Regions from separate parts of the Homo sapiens genome. Here regions 2 and 3 are each linked to region 1. A link is an interaction called in ENCODE POLR2A ChIA-PET data of the cell type or tissue named here. Cell type or tissue: GM12878. All regions are shown on one strand. Each heading gives the region's core, and the rest is flanking DNA. Links, peaks and the distances in the headings are about the cores only. Region 1 overlaps TFRC (transferrin receptor). Region 2 overlaps PCYT1A (phosphate cytidylyltransferase 1A, choline). Region 3 overlaps PCYT1A (phosphate cytidylyltransferase 1A, choline).

What was found. ChIA-PET counts read pairs that join two places held together with the same protein. Peaks named below come from ENCODE experiments on the same cell type or tissue, not always from the same donor. Only the 100,000 strongest peaks of a DNase experiment are listed, where the experiment ranks them.
Region 2: POLR2A ChIA-PET joins it to region 1 with 6 read pairs; 4 of 35 experiments call an interaction of 5 or more read pairs at or near these places.
Region 3: POLR2A ChIA-PET joins it to region 1 with 6 read pairs; 5 of 35 experiments call an interaction of 5 or more read pairs at or near these places.

What each region holds. Positions count from the first base shown.
Region 1 is chr3:196,070,421-196,075,765 of GRCh38, forward strand. It overlaps TFRC (transferrin receptor), which reads right to left. Exons shown (of 19, transcript NM_001128148.3): 3 at 4,739-4,940; 4 at 3,510-3,705; 5 at 1,583-1,732; 6 at 976-1,078. It also overlaps the pseudogene RNU7-18P. Among named protein-coding and RNA genes, the nearest start is that of TFRC, 9.0 kb to the right of the region's middle. RefSeq lists a silencer at 2,873-2,922. In GM12878, for the core only: a CTCF peak has its summit at 3,000 (motif pointing right); DNase peaks (open chromatin) are centred at 2,121 and 3,051.
Region 2 is chr3:196,276,332-196,281,976 of GRCh38, forward strand. The region is part of intron 1 of PCYT1A (phosphate cytidylyltransferase 1A, choline); the gene reads right to left. Among named protein-coding and RNA genes, the nearest start is that of PCYT1A, 8.6 kb to the right of the region's middle. RefSeq lists an enhancer at 2,669-3,281. In GM12878, for the core only: no CTCF peak of the experiment used is centred there; a DNase peak (open chromatin) is centred at 3,230; H3K4me3 peaks cover 525 bases; H3K27ac peaks cover 1,413 bases.
Region 3 is chr3:196,243,739-196,249,383 of GRCh38, forward strand. PCYT1A (phosphate cytidylyltransferase 1A, choline) reads right to left here. Exons shown (of 9, transcript NM_001312673.2): 4 at 4,469-4,585; 5 at 3,629-3,780. Among named protein-coding and RNA genes, the nearest start is that of SLC51A, 30 kb to the left of the region's middle. RefSeq lists an enhancer at 3,037-4,236. In GM12878, for the core only: no CTCF peak of the experiment used is centred there; a DNase peak (open chromatin) is centred at 3,376.

The DNA of each region.
Region 1 (5,345 bases), core at 1-5,000:
CGCCTGGCTAATTTTTGTATTTTTAATAGAGTTCACCATGTTGGCCAGGCTGGTAGCTCTGACCTTAGGTGATCCACCCACCTTGGACTCCCAAAGTGCTGGGATTACAGGCGTGAGCCACCACGCCCAGCCACAAATGTGATTTTTAAGCTGAAAATTATTCTATCTATCTGTTCTCTATTTCTGTGTTAATTTGACTATATTTGCCTAAATTTAAAAAGATCAAGGGCTGGGCGAAGCAGCTTCCTCCTGTAATCCCAGCACTTTGGGAGGCTGAGGGTGGTGAATCACCTGAGCCCAGGAGTTTCAATTGAAGACCAGCCTGGCCAACATGGCAAAACCCTGTCTCTACCAAATAATAATAATAATAATAATAATAATAATAATAAAATAAAAAATAAAAATTAACTGGACATCTCAGCTACTCAAGAGGCTCACTTGAGCCTGGGTGGTGGTGGAGAATGCAGTGAGCCAAGCTCACGCCACTGCACTCCAGCTAGGGCAACAGAGTGACACCCTGTCTCAAAACAAAAATAGAAAAAGATCAAGCATTAACGAATCAAGCTAAGACTAGGCCCCAGCCAAGATGGATATTTACATCTGTCCCCACAGGGAGGATATGCATTTGTTTAGCAAATACTACTATGTATGTCAGGCATTCTCCAAAGCTCTGCAACATGGCAGTAAATAGAACTAACCCATGATTCTTCATCTGGCTCACATTCTAATGGAAACAAAGGCATAGATAATGTCAGCTGCTAGCAGTACTATAAAGAAAAAATAAAACAGGACATGGGGAAAGTGATTAGAGAGAGAAGACAATGCATGTTGACTGTGTCATTAGAGGGTTGAAAACCAAAATATCTCATGATCATTTACATTTTACAGGTAAATTTATAACTCCTAAGAACAGAAAAGATGAGTTTTGAATGATTCAATAGGGAAGAGTCTCATGCACTGTTTTGCTTTACTTACAGTAACTGTTGCAGCCTTACTATACGCCACATAACCCCCAGGATTCTCCACCAGGTAAACAAGTCTACCGTTCTTATCAACTATGATCACCGAGTTTTGAGCGCTGTTAAAAAGATTAAGTTAAAATAAGCCTAAGGTCATCCTTCCAAAAAACACAATAGCTTACATTTAGTATGTCTTGCATTATTTGGCTTGAGGAAATTTACCTCTAAATCTTAAGCTTGATTTTTATTTTAAAAGCCTTTGGGCCGCATGCGGTGGCTCACGCCTGTAATCCCAGCACTTTGGGAGGCCCAGGCGGGCTGATCACCTGAGGTCAAAAGTTCGAGACCATCCCACCTCTACTAAAAATACAAAAATTAGCTGGGCGTGGTGGCGTGCGCCTGTAATCCCAGCTGCTCTGGAGGCTAAGGCAGGAGAATCACTTGAACCCAGAAGGCAAAGGCTGCAGTGAGCAGAGATTGTGCCACTGCACTCCAGCCTGGGCAACAGAGCGAGACTCCATTTCAAAAAAAAGCCAACAACACTAACAAAAAGTCTTTGCTATATTTAGCACACCTGAAAATAGCTACTTGTATAAAAATAAGTTTACCATCTTTCAACATACCTGTCTTTGACCTGAATCTTAACAAAATGTTGATCACGCCAGACTTTGCTGAGTTTAAATTCACGAAATTGATTTTCAACATACAACGCAAGATTTTCATCTTTTTGAGATCCAGCCTCACGAGGGACATATGAATTTTCATTCAGCAGCCTGGAGGAGAAAATGCCTTTTAAATGAACTTAAGTTTACTTTAAAATAAACATTTAAGTCAAGGATTAAACAAATTGTTTTGAAAGCAAAATATTATCCCTCATAGTTCAGATAAATGAACTGTGACCCAAAACTTCTAGACTGACCAGAATATCACAAAAGAAAAAAAATTTTGCCCCAAATCTTGTAACTTCAAAGCTTCTTTACCCACTACAAAGCACTCCTTCAAGAGCCTCATCATAACACAATGTATCTGCTTAGGATAGTTTTAGGGGAAATGAGTAGCTTCCAGATCTACTATAAAATCTAAGATAGTAATACTGTGCTGAACAGAGTGCATAGTTTCAATTCTCACCTACTTGTGAAGCATCTGAATACCCTGAAGCAGAACTGCTCCTTGGTCCGATCTCCCATACTTCTTTCTATTTACTCAGCATATTAGTTCTTACATTTTTGTGGGGTGGACTATACTCTCACTTTAACCATAAGGTCTGGTGTACAGTAAATAAACACAAAAGCATCAACTAGATGAAGTAGAAAATGCCATAACTTAAGACTAAAGAATTATAGTACCACTGTAAGTGTAGGAAGCTTGCAAAAAGGAAAAGATAAATTTATTCTTTGCACAGAGGCATGTATGTGCAAAGATAGTAAAACTCTATGGACAAGTGTTACAGCTCTTTTAGAATTTGTCTAGCATGCTTTCTAGTTTTTGCCAGAAAGCCCATTACAAATAAAATAAATAAATAAATATAAAATAGAAATTTGGCCAGGTGCAGTGCCTCATCCTGTAATTCCAGCACTTTGGGAGCCAAGACAGGAGGATCATCTGAGGTCAGGAGTTAGACACCAGCCTGGCCAACATGGTGAAATCCCGTTTCTGCAAAAAAAAAAAAAAAAAAAAAAAACCCACAAAAATTAGCAGAGCATGGTGGTACAAGCCTGTGATCTCAGCTACTCAGGAGACTGAGGTAGGAGAATTGCTTAAACCTGGGAGACAGAGGTTGCACTGAGCTGAAATCGTGCCACTGCACTCCAGCCTGGGCAACACGTAAGACTCCATCTCAAAATAAATAAGTAAATAAATAAAAATCTAAGAACAGACCGGCCTGGGAGACATGGTGAGACTCCATCTCTTAAAAAAAAAAAAAAAAAAATTAGCTGGGTGTGGTGCTGCGTGCTTATAGTCCCAGCTACTCAGGAGGCTATGGTAGGGGGATGAAGCTGCGGTGAGATGAGAGCACGCCACCGTATTCCAGCCTCCACCAGAGGGAGACATTGTCTCTGGATACTGACTGGCCTAGGGGTTAATGGGTGAGTATCACAGAAATTAAGAAGCACTAGAGACTTAAGGCAGGCAGTTACCCATGATCAAGGAGATGAAAAAGGCTACTTCTGGCATGTGTTGCTTCCTAAAACAGAGAAAAGCTACTGATGTCCTTGTCAGCAAAGCAGAGCTTAGTACAACGTTACAAGAGGTTAAGAAGAAAAATCAGAGCCAGAGAATGACAGCAAGCAATAAGCTACAAAGATGGGGAAAACATCAAGGGCCTATTAATTTTTTAAGAAAAAGGAGACTCCCCAGAGAAGTTCTACCTTTTCCCCTACCAGTATAGTTTCAGTTTTTTACAGGCCCCTTCCCCTCTTTAGCTAAACATGACAAGTCTTGTCTTCTCTAACAAGCCATTCCCCACAGTGTCACCATTATTGTTTCCCCGTGGCCTATCATAATTCTTGAATTACTTGTCTAGATACTTGCACAGCAGCTGGCACTCACTTGATGGTGCCGGTGAAGTCTGTGCTGTCCAGTTTCTCCGACAACTTTCTCTTCAGGTCATCCCAATATAAGCGACGTGCTGCAGGGAAGTCCTCTCCTGGCTCCTCCCTCACTGGAGACTCGGTTCCTGCCAGTCTCTCACACTCAGTTTTTGGTTCTACCCCTTTACAATAGCCCAAGTAGCCAATCATAAATCCTAAAGAGACAAAGTTCCAGAGCTGAACTCAGAATTTCATTTGTAATCTATCCCTGTTAATCTGTTAATATTTTCAGGTAAGCCTTGAAAATACTGGTTTTCATCAAATTCTAAGTAGTTTTAAAGTATATAATGCATCTCAGTTTTGTATACTTTAAACCACTTAATAAATTATATACTAGCTTTATTTCAAATAGCTACCTATTCAAAACATAGGTAGTTTTTTCCAAAAGACCCCCTTGAAACATGAGACTGAGCTGCTGCACCGCCAGTGTCCTGCGGATATTTTCTAGCGTAGCATTTGCTTCCTGGTGGAGTGGGAGCAAACAAAAAAATACATAAATAAAAAGAAAACACTTGCACGTCGTATTGAAATAATTCATGGGTCTCTCTTTCCAACCAGATTAAATTCAATGACAGGTATAGAATCTACTCATGATTGTCTTCCTAGTGGCACTTAAAAAGGCATAAAGTGGACGGGAAAGTGGCTCATGCCTGTAATCCCAGCACTCTGGGAGGCTGAGGCGGGCAGATCACGAGGTCAGGAGTTAGAGACCAGCCTGACCAACATGGTGAAACCCCGTCTCTACTAAAAATACAAAAATTAGCCAGGTGTGGTGGTGCACGCCTGTAGTCCCAGCTCCTCAGGAGGCTGAGGCAGAAGAATCGCTTGAACCTGGGAGGCGGAGATTGCAGTGAGCCGAAATCACGCCACTGCACTCCAGCCTGAGCCACAGAGTGAGACTCCAACTCAAAAAAAAAAAAAAAAAAATTAGCCAGGTGTGGTCGTGGGCGCCTATAGTCCCAGCTACTCAGGAGGCTAAGGCAGAGAATCGCTTAAACCTGGGAGGCTGAGGTTGCAGTGAGCCAACATGGTGCCACTGCACTCTAGCCTAGGCAAGAGAGTAAGCCTCTGTCTCCAAAAAAAAAAAAAAAAAAAATAAGGTACAAAATAACTATATGCTGAGCTGACATAACAGACTTCCCAGAGTTGGTTATAGAAAACATTGAAGTTTGGAATGGTCATTCTCACCAATCAAGAAAAAGACGATCACAGCAATAGTCCCATAGCAGATACTTCCACTACACCTTTTTGGTTTTGTGACATTGGCCTTTGTGTTATTGTCAGCATTTTCTTCTTCATCTACAGCAAGTTTCATCTCCACATGACTGTTATCGCCATCTACTTGCCGAGCCAGGCTGAACCGGGTATATGACAATGGTTCTCCACCAAACTGTGTTGCGGAAAAAGGCATGATGAAGAACAGGCACGGGAATGTTTAGGAAAAGCTCGTTTAGGTATATGCTTGTTATTGGGCCATTACTATAACTTGCTATATATTCCTTAGGGTGTTCTCCTTTCAAACCAACATTCTTCCCTGGGCCCAGTCAAGGGCTAGTTCACACTGGTCTTCTCAGTCAGTCTCTCCCTTTTTGTAAATTTTTTTTTTTTTTTGAGACAAGGTCTCCCTCTCTCTCCCAGGATGGAGTACAGTGGTGTGATCACAGCTCACTGCAGCCTCAAAATCCTGGGCTCTACTGATTCCCCCACCTCAGCCTCCTGAGTAGCTGGGACTAGGGGCACAAATCAGTTCAGGATACTATGCAGTAACCCAGACCATGATGTTGGTGGGAGCAAG
Region 2 (5,645 bases), core at 252-5,251, 210 kb after region 1:
AATGGCTCACGCCTGCAATCCCAGCACTTTGGGAGGCTGAGGTGGGCAGCTCACCTCAGGTCAGGAGTTTGAGACCAGCCTGTGCAACATGGTGAAACTCCATCTCTACAAAAATACAAAAATTAGCCAGACTTGGTGGTGCATTCCTGTAATCCCAGCTACTCAGGAGACTGAGGCGGGAGGATCACTTGAATCTGGGAGGCAAAGGTTGCAGTCAGCCGAGATCGCACCACTGCACTCCAGCCTGGGCAACAGAGTGAGACTCCGTCTCAAAAAATGAAAAAAAAAAAAAAATTAAGTACAAACTATTTTCTCAAGGAAGCTTCAATTAAGGCATGGAAAACACACACAGAGCTCCACCTCAAAAATGCTTATGATATAAAAATGCTCTACAGGATTCTAAAACCATGGGGTGAAAGTTTGCTGAGGAATAGGATATTTGCAGTTACGAAAAATTGACCAGGTGTAGTGGCACATGCCTGTAGTCCCAGCTACTCGGGAGGCCGAGGTGGGAGGACTACTTGAGAACAGCAAGTCAAGGCTGCACTGAGCCATGATCATGCCACTACACTCCAGCCTGGACAGCAAAGTGAGACCCTTTCTCAAAAAAAAAAAAGGCCACATGCAGTGGTTCATGCCTGTAATCCTGGCACTTTGAGAGGCCAAGGCAGGCGAATCACCTGAGGTCTGGAGTTCAAGACCAGCCTGGCCAACATGGTGAAACCCCGTTTCTACTAAAAATATAAAAATTAGCCAGGTGTGGTGGCGGGCACCTGTAATCCCAGCTACTTGGGAGGCTGAGGCAGGAGAATTGCTTAAACCCAGGAGGCAGAGGTTGCAGTGAGCCAAGATCATGCCATTGCACTCCAGCCTGGGTGACAAGAGTGAGACTCCATTTCAAAAAAATATATATATTTTTTTCTTTACCTGCTTACACTATTATGTGTTTATACTATTCCTTATCTGCTTACATACAGTTCTTCTATTTTCTAAAGATGACTTTTGGGTTTTACATTATATTCTACACTGTTCTTTAAACTGAAGTCTTTAGATCCTTCGGATTTAAAATAAAACACACCCACTGCTTTTTGGGTTTTAGTGTAAGACACTTCTTTATCTCATCCACTTCTCAGGAGATGGAAAACATCTGGGTCACAGATATTCCATAATGATAACCCTAAAAGAATTTAGAAATTATGCAAAGATTACTCCTCATGACTTTCCTCTAGAACTACTGCTGTTTAAACTTTTACTCTGGGCTGGGCGCGGTGGCTCATGCCTGTAATCCCAGCACTTTGGGAGACCAAGGTGGGTGGATCACATGAGGTCAGGAGTTCGCAACCAGCCTGGCCAACATGGTGAAACCCCATCTCTACTAAAAATACAAAAATTAGCTGAGCGTGGTGGCATGCACCTGTAATCCCAGCTACTTGGGAGGCTAAGGCAGGAGGATCACTTGATCCCTGGAGGTGGAGGTTGCAGTGAGCCTAAATCGCACGCCACTGCGCTCCAGCCTGGGCGACAGAGCGAGACTTTGTCTCAAAATAATAATAACAATAATAAACTTTTACTCTGTAGGTCTCACAAGTTTTTTTCATTTTTTCCCGGCCTTCTTATGCCATCCCAATGTTCTCTCACATCTACTAACTTATAACCGCAGCACCAAAGCATACAGAATAATAACTGATGTTTAAAATCATGGAAAAAGGTACCCCCAGTCTCCCTCATGTTCCAATAGATGCTTGCCCGGACACATCACCTTTGCTACTGAGAAAGTGTAGAGAAAAGGTGTGTGGGAGGATGAGGGCGTACTGAAGACAGTAAATACATCCTAACATCGTGTTGGCTTCTTAATTTGTTACACTGAAACTTAGGTGTACCTAAAGCCACACCACCATTACAACATCGATAACTGCCCAGTAACCATTTGGAATACCTCCAACAATGAGGAACAATATTTCTTGGACTCTCAGTTTATGATAAGTGCGCCTCTGTCATCAACCAATACCATTCAAGTAAGGTACAGTGATGGCTCTGGAAAAGGAGGTGGCTTTAAATATCTACATTCAAAGGGGAAAAAAAATACACGCACACACACAGGCTGCCTTAATATCCCTGTTTGTCCAGCGGGCAATGGGACTGGGAAATGATCGCGCCTCCTCAGAGCCAATACAGTAGGAGGCGAACATGGGGCAGTGCATTACTCAATGCCCTGCAGACTGACCCTTAGGAATGAGACAGGAAGAAAAGTATTTGGAGATAGAATAGAGAACCTCCCTCAAGAGCCCTACTAGGATGGGCCAACACTTCCTGTTTGTTTAGTGGTTCATCCTCCAGAACACTTTCTTTGTCAAAAAGGCTATAACAGCCCAGTACAGTGGCTCATGCCTATAATCCCAGCACTTTGGGAGACCAAGGCGGATGGATTGCTTGAGCCCAGGAGTTCAAGACCAGCCTGGCCAACATGGCGAAACCCCATCTCTACTAAAAAGACAAATAATTAGCCAGGAGTGGTGGCACATGCTTGTAGTCCCAGCTACTTGGGAGTCTGTGGTGGCAGAATCGCTTGAACCCAGGATGCAGAGGTTGCAGTGAGCCAAGATCGTTCCACTGTACTCCCGCCTGGGTGACAGAGCAAGACCTCATCTCAAAAAAAAAAAAAAAAAAAAAGCTAGGCCAGGTGTGGTGGCTCACACTTGTAATCCCAACACTTTGAGAGGCCAAGGCGGGAGGATCACCTGAGGTCAGGAGTTCGAGACCAGCCTGGCCAACATGGTGAAGCCCGGTCTCTACTAAAACTACAAAAATAAGCTGGGCGTGGTGGCAGGTGCCTGTAATCCCAGCTACCCAGGAGACTGAGGCAGGAGAATCATTTGAACCCAAGAGACGGAGGCTGCAGTGAGCCATGATCATACCACTGCACTCCAACCTGGGTGACAAGAGTGAAACTCTATCAAAAAAAAAAAAAAAAAGGGCTGACAGCCAGAATACAGCAATTGTTAAGACCTGATCTTTCCAACTGCTGCCTATTCACTCCCTAGATAAGTCACCTTATCTTAATCACTGAAATTTGAGCACAGACTCTAAATATGGACATAAAAACCCATCCCCCAACACCCTGCCTGCTAAGTACATTAGTGTCTCCAAAGTGCCCTCGAAATACAGAATGCAGTATCTGTGCCTGTGATTTTTACTCCGACTCACAAAGACCTGGTTTGGTTTCTGCTGACTCACCTACCAGTACACACTGCTTGCCTTGTTCCTCCACGTTCCAACACATGCCTGCTGAGGCACATCAGCTTTGCTAGACAAGTGGAAGATGTGTTTGTGGAGGGAGGGGTGGCACTGAGGAGACACTAAGGATACAGCTAGTCATATTTTTCCAATGTGAATGTCCTGAAGGAGACAGAATCTAGGTGCTGGCATGTCTATGCTTGAGTCTGAAAGATGATAGGCTCCTACAAGTAGTTTTAGGGACTCCTATCCAGTCCTTTCTTTTTTTTTTTTTTTTTTTTTTTTTGAGACAGAGTTTCACTCCTGTTGCCCAGGCTGGAGTACAATGGCACGATCTCAGCTCACCACAACCTCCACCTCCCGGGTTCAAGCAATTCTCCTGCCTCAGCCTCCCGAGTAGCTGGGATTACAGGCATGCACCACCACGCCTGGCTAATTTTGTATTTTTAGTAGAGATGGGGTTTCTCCATGTTGAGGCTGGTCTTGAACTCCTGACCTCAGGTGATCTGCCCGCCTCAGTCTCCCAAAGTGCTGGGATTACAGGCGTGAGCCACCGCACCCGGCCTATCCAATCCTTTCTATTCAACTTCCTTATTGCAAACAGACCTACCAAGGGAAAGAGGAGTTGGACTTTGCTTCCTGAACTATGTAACAATCTAAATATAGCAGAGTCCTCTCTTATCCACAGGGGAAATGTTTCAAGACGCCAGCAGATGCCTGAACCCCTAGAGAGTATGGACCCTATATGGACAGTTGTCCCTCAGAATCTGCAGGGCACTGGTTCCAGGATCTCCTGCAGATGCCAAAATCCACAGATGCTCAAAAGTCCCTTATATATATAAAACGGTGTCGAATTTGCATATAATCTATACCCCCTATATACTTTCAATCTTCTCTACATTACTTACAACACCTAATACAATGTAAATACTATGTAACCAGTTATTATACAATATTGGTTTTTTATTTGTACTGTTTTTTATTGTTGTATTGGTATTTTTATTGTTTTTTTTTTTTTTTTTTTCTGAATATTTTCGATCCAAGTTTGGCTGAATCTGCGGATGTGGAGCCCATGGCCACGAAGGGCTGACTCTACTTTGTTTTCTCCCTATATACACAGAGCTATGATAAAGTTTTATTTATAAATTAAGCACAGTAAGAGATTAACAGGAATAACTAATAATAAAACAATTATAACAATATACTGTAATAAATGTTATCTGAATGTGGCTGTTCTCTCTCACTCTCAAAATATCTTACTACATCATACTCACCTATTTTCTGACCGTGGCTGACTGTGGGTAACTGAAACCACGGAAAGTAAAACTGCGACTAAGGGTGAGCTCTTGTAGTAGCAAGTTGCAATTACATATGCTATTCCACATTTCAAAAATCTAACTCAAACTTGACCAATTACTACAAGGAACTATTTGCAAAAAGATGAGGCATAATTTTTCCTTTGCACTCTATTCCTGCCTTCCCCATCTCTAGGCCTACATTATCTTCCCCACTAAAACCCAATGCCCAGTATTTTTCTATCAGCATATCAATGCCCAGTTCCAAAGCCGAGTGCGCAAGCAGACTTTACATTTGGGATGTTTCTCTGCTTCTACCGTGGTGGTGCTTAATGAGCTGGTGCTCTAAGAGGCAAGCTCTGGAAACTCAAGGGTTAAAGTGCATCTAATATTCCTGGCATTCATTAATCCTATCATCTTGCTGTACACTCAGGTCTTTCTGGAGATAACAGTGTAAGGACATTGCCCCCTATGTAAAGGCCTTTGAAGCTTGAAGGAGTATATGGCTAAGCGAAAGTAGGGAAAAGAGCTGGACTCAAGAACCAGAAAATCTAGATCAGGGGTCAGCAAACTACAGCTAGCTGGCCAAAGATGGCCCACTACCTGTTTTTGTAATTAAAATTCGATCAGAACACAGCCATGTTCACTCACTGATGTGTTTATTGTCCATGGCTGCTTTTGTGCTACAACAGCAGAGCTGAGTAGTCACAGATACTGTGTGACCTGCAAACCCTAAACTATTTACAATCTGGCCCGTTACTGAAAAAGTTTGCTACCTCTCATCCTAGATGAAATCAGGACCAGCTTTATTAATAATTTGGTGGCAAATTCTACCTAAATTTACCCAATCTAAAGTGAAAAACAGTGTTAGAAATAGAATTATTTCGAGTACAGTGGTGCAATCATGGCTCACTGCAGCCTCGAACTGCTGGGCTTAAGTGATCCTCCTGCCTCACCCTCCCAAGTAGCTAGGACTACAGGCACATGCCACTACACCCAGCTAATTTTTTGTAGAGATGGGGGTCTCACTTTGCTGCCCAGGTTGGTCTCAAACTCCTGGCCTCAAGCAATCCTCCCACCTCAGCCTCCCAAAGTGCTGGGATTATAGGTATGAAC
Region 3 (5,645 bases), core at 296-5,295, 170 kb after region 1:
TTGGCCGGGCTGGTCTCCAGCTCCTAACCGCGAGTGATCCGCCAGCCTCGGCCTCCCGAGGTGCCGGGATTGCAGACGGAGTCTCGTTCACTCAGTGCTCAATGCTGCCCAGGCTGGAGTGCAGTGGCGTGATCTCGGCTCGCTACAACCTCCACCTCCCAGCCGCCTGCCTTGGCCTCCCAAAGTGCTGAGACTGCAGCCTCTGCCCGGCCGCCACCCCGTCTGGGAAGTGAGGAGCGTCTCTGCCTGGCCGCCCATCGTCTGGGATGTGAGGAGCCCCTCTGCCCGGCCGCCCAGTCTGGGAAGTGAGGAGCGCCTCTTCCCGGCCGCCCATCGTCTGAGATGTGGGGAGCGCCTCTGCCCCGCCGCCCCATCTGGGATGTGAGGAGCGCCTCTGCCAGGCCACGACCCCGTCTGGGAACTGAGGAGTGTCTCTGCCCGACCGCCACCCAGTCTTGGAGGTGAGGAGCGCCTCTGCCCGGCCACGACCCCGTCTGGGATGTGAGGAGCGTCTCTGCCTGGCCGCCCATCGTCTGGGATGTGAGGAGCCCCTCTGCCCGGCTGCCCAGTCTGGGAAGTGAGGAGCGCCTCCTCCCCGCCGCCATCCCGTCTAGGAAGTGAGGAGCGTCTCTGCCCGGCCGCCCATCGTCTGAGATGTGGGGAGCGCCACTGCCCCGCCGCCCCGTTTGGGATGTGAGGAGCTCCTCTGCCCGGCCGCGACCCGGTCTGGGAAGTGAGGAGCGTCTCCGCCCGGCAGCCACCCCGTCCGGGAGGTGAGGGGCGCCTCTGCCCGGCCGCCCCTACTGGGAGGTGAGGAGCCCCTCTGCCCGGCCACCACCCCGTCTGGGAGGTGTACCCAACAGCTCATTGAGAACGGGCCATGATGACGATGGCGGTTTTGTCGAATAGAAAAGGGGGAAATGTGGGGAAAAGATAGAAAAATCAGATTGTTGCTGTGTCTGTGTAGAAAGAAGTAGACATGGGAGACTCAATTTTGTTCTGTACTAAGAAAAATTCTTCTGCCTTGGGATCCTGTTGATCTGTGACCTTACCCCCAACCCTGTGCTCTCTGAAACATGTGCTGTGTCCACTCAGGGTTAAATGGATTAAGGGCGGTGCAAGATGTGCTTTGTTAAACAGATGCTTGAAGGCAGCATGCTCGTTAAGAGTCATCACCACTCCCTAATCTCAAGTACCCAGGGACACAAACACTGCAGAAGGCCGCAGGGCCCTCTGCCTAGGAAAACCAGAGACCTTTGTTCACTTGTTTATCTGCTGACCTTCCGTCCACTATTGTCCTATGACCCTGCCAAATCCCCCTCTGCGAGAAACACCCAAGAATGATCAATAAAAATACATAAATAAATAAAAGAAGTTTTATCCTCAGGATCTATCATTTCACTACTTTTTTTTTTTTTTTTGAGACCGAGTCTCGCTCTGTCGCCCAGGCTGGAGTGTAGTGGCACAGTCTCGGCTCACTGAAACCTCTGCCTCCTGGATTCAAGCGATTCTCCTGCCTCAGCCTCCCGAGTAGCTGGGACTACAGGCGCATGTCACCCCGCCTGGTTAATCTTTGCATTTTTAGTAGACAGGGTTTCACCGTGTTGGCCAGGCTGGTCACGAACTCCTGACCTCAAGTGATCCACCTGACTTGGCCTCCCAAAGTGCTGGGATTACAGGCGTGAGCCACAGCGCCTGGCCATTTTACTGCTATGAATATCCTTTGCAAGGGCAAGAAGAGATGAATGATACTGGGGATCAATAATGTTGTTCGGAGGCGTGCTAAACTTCACTTACTCCTTCCTGTATGGGCCACCAGCCTTTTGCTGATAATTACTAAGATCACTATACCATCCCCGAGAGACCACTGTAGTGTGAAGCATGTTCATTGGGACTATGTCAGAGACTCTCAGCCAGCATCTCAATTACTCATGAACAACTTGTCAGGGATCCATAGGCAGCAAAGTAAAGAATAGGAGGCCGGGTGGATCACCTGAGGTCAGGAGTTCAAGACCAGCCTGGCCAAAACGGCGAAACACTGCCTCTACTAAAAATACAAGAAATTAGCCGGGCATGGTGGCGCGCACCTGTAATCCCAGCTACTCGGGAGGCTGAGGCAGGCGAATCACTTGAACCCGGGAGGCGGAGGTTGCGGTGATCCGAGATCACGCCATTGCACTCCAGCCTGGGCAACAGAGCAAAACTCTGTCTCAAAAAAAAAAAAAAAAAGAATGGGACAAGCAAAACTCAAGGTTGAGTATATATTGTTAACAAAGAGAAAAGGGGAGTTAGAAATTCCTCTAACTTCATACTTCTGTCTGGGCCTGTGGGCTGTGGTGCTGAGAATAAACTTGCTTACCACCTTTGGTGCCACTGGCTGCTAGGTGTTGATGTAGAAAAGCCAGAGAATTATAAAAGGTCTGTCCTAATCCTCAATAGTTTTAATAAATATCCCCTCTTCAGGCCTACCCACGTATTGCTTTAGAAGCACTTTGGCTGCCTTCATTCTTTCTGCCTCACTGAACAATTTACCTACAACATTCCACGCGCCCCTGTAGAGAACTGACAACATGCTTGCTATTTCCTCAGGCTTGGGGGCCTCTAACCTGGCCTAATCAATCCTTCTCATCTTTTGTACCCACCTTTTGCAGGAAACCTGTGGCTTTTTTTTTTTTAAAGTAGAGACAGGGTCTCGGTATGTTGCCCAGGCTGGTCTTGAGCTCCTGGGCTCAAGCGATCCTCCCACCTTGGCCTCCCAAAGTGCTTGGATTACAGGCGTGAGCCACTGCACCTGGCTGAAATCTGTTACTTTAATGTGGGAGAATTAAAAGGAGGTAAGGGGTTGATAATAACTTACTGAGAAACAGTGAGAAATATCCTTGATTTCTGATTCCACCCAATTTCTAGCATAAGATCAAAGCCCTGAAATGAAACTTAAGCCAAGAAAAGTCTATGTTAATCCGTCTTATTTCCTGGTAATGTGACCGTCTTCAGAGTTCACCTGGGGCTATGGATATTCTCAGGAGACTGGCATGTTCTAAGGGTAGATGTGCCTATGGTGTGGGGGGAAGGTCTCGTAACTGGTGAGTTCAGTTCCCAGCCCTGCCAGTGGTGTAACTTGTGGCGAGTTCAGTTCCCAGCCCTGCCAGTGGTGTAATTTGTGGCGAGTTCAGTTCCCAGCCCTGCCAGTGGTGTAACTTGTGGCGAGTTCAGTTCCCAGCCCTGCCAGTGGTGTAACTTGTGGCGAGTTCAGTTCCCAGCCCTGCCAGTGGTGTAACTTGTGGCGAGTTCAGTTCCCAGCCCTGCCAATGGTGTAACTTGGAGCAGGTTATTTGGTTTCTCTAGCCCTTGTTACTCATATGTAAAGCGGAAATGACAAACACACCACAGGATTGCTGTGGGCAGAAAATGGAATAGAATGGATGTAAAAGTGCTTGCAAACCATCCAGCCCCATATAAACGTCAGGGGTGACTGTTATCACTAGTAATATCACTGTCATCTCCTACGAAACTTACATAAGAGGTAGAAGTAAAACACGGCTAGTGGAAAACCAGCCTACGTGCCAGCAGCTTTGAGAGTTGAGGGGATTCTGAAACAAGGAATGGGAATATGTGTCCAGTTTCTTACCCGGTGTTCGGCCAGGAACTCGGGTGTCAGCGTCCAGGGCGCATTCCTCACCACCTCATCCACGTAGCGGCAGTGCTGGACTGCGTCATAGCGCTCATTCTCGTTCATCACCGTGAAGCCTTTGAAGTTGTGTGTGAGCTCATCACTGCAAACTGGTTCACCACATCATAAATTGTGTGTTGGAGTCCTCTTTGCTTAGCACCTCCTCAGCCACCGACCTCTCCCATCTTCTCCCACTGCTTAGGACTGCAACCATCTTCCCCAACTGGAAAAAAGTCTTCTAAAGGTGGTTGAACCTGGGTGATAACGCTTTTCCTAATGCAGCGTATACCTTCAGGAGCAACACTCACTAAACAGTATGTTCATACTTTGGAGAAGGGACAGTACAACAGGTGACCAAGATCTTTGACTCTGAAATAAACCTGCTGTGCGTGTCTGCATCAATTAAGTCCTTAAACATGTTTTCCTGTTTTATTCACACTGGACTGGACCACCTAACATTTCCTTGGCAGACTTTTGTACTCCAGTTAATTCAAAATGATAAACTGAAATCTAAAGCAAATGTTTTAAAGTGGACAACGGAAGTCACGGCTGCTCCTGTGACCACAGAAACTCAGCTACAAGCAGTGAATAAATGCCAGATGGCACAGTCGAGGAGCTTGAAGCTCCTCTCTCCAGGTTTAGTTTGCTGGTACCCATATACTTCATGTGTGTTAGAGAGGCTGTACTACATCCTTCATTTAAAAATGGAAACAAGAGCCAGTGTACTCAGCTGAGAAAGACAGACTGTACTATCATCTTTTTCTGCACAGCACCTGAAGTCACCAAATGTTTTCTTACCTCCCACAATGAGGTACGTATTAGGGAAAAGGTTCTTCGCTTGCATCAGAGCTCGGGCGTGACCAGAGTGAAATAAGTCAAATATTCCATCGGCATAAACTCTCACAGGTCGCTCACCTAAATCCAAATGAAAGAATTGATCACAAAAATACCTTTTTTTTTGTCATTTTTATTTTTATTTTTGAGGCCGAGTCTCACTCTGTCACCCAGGCTGGAGTGCAGTGGCGTGATCTCGGCTCACTGCAACTTCCGCCTCCTGGGTTCAAGTGATTCTCCTGCCTCAGCCTCCCAAGCAGCTGGGATTACAGGTGCATGTCATCACGCCTGCCTAATTTTTGTGTTTTTAGTAGAGATGGGGTTTTTCCTTGTTGGCCAGGCTGGTCTCGAATTCCTGGTCTCAAATGACCCGCCAGCCTCAGCCTCCCAAAGTGCTGGGATTACAGGTGTGAACCACCATGCCAAGCCACAAAAATACATTGATTCGATATCTTGTACTTGGCAAATGGAACTGGCTCTGTGTGACAGTTCCATGACTGTATACTCCTTTCTTTTTTTTTATTTTTTTCTTGAGACGGAATCTCGCTCCATCACCCAGACTGGAGTGCAGTGGCACGATCTCGGCTCACTACAACCTGCAACTCCCGGATTCAAGCGACTCTCCTGCCTCCGCCTCCTGAGTAGCTGGAACTACAGGCGCCCACCACCAAGCCCAGCTAATTTTTTGTATTATTTTTTAGTAGAGATGGGGTTTCACAGTGTTAGACAGGATGGTCTCGATCTCCTGACCTCGTGATCCACCCGCCTAAGCCTCCCAAAGTGCTGGGATTACAGGTGTGAGCAACCGCGCCCGGCCCAACTGCATACTCCTTTCTTTAGGTGTTCTCTGGGTATTCACCCTGATTTTAGGGGTAGGTTGGGTTATGAAAAATGACTATAAAGACCTTTTCATTTTTTTTTTGAGACAGGGTCTCACTCTGTCATCCAGCCTGGAGTGCACTGATGTGGTCACAGCTCACGGCAGCCTTGACCTCCTGGGCTCAAGTGATCCTCCCATCTCAGCCTCCCAAGTAGATGGGACCACAGATGGACACCACCATGCCCAGCTAATTTTTTTTTTTTTTTTTTGTAGAGACCATGTTGCCCAGGCTGGTCTCGAACTCCTGGACTCAAGCAATCC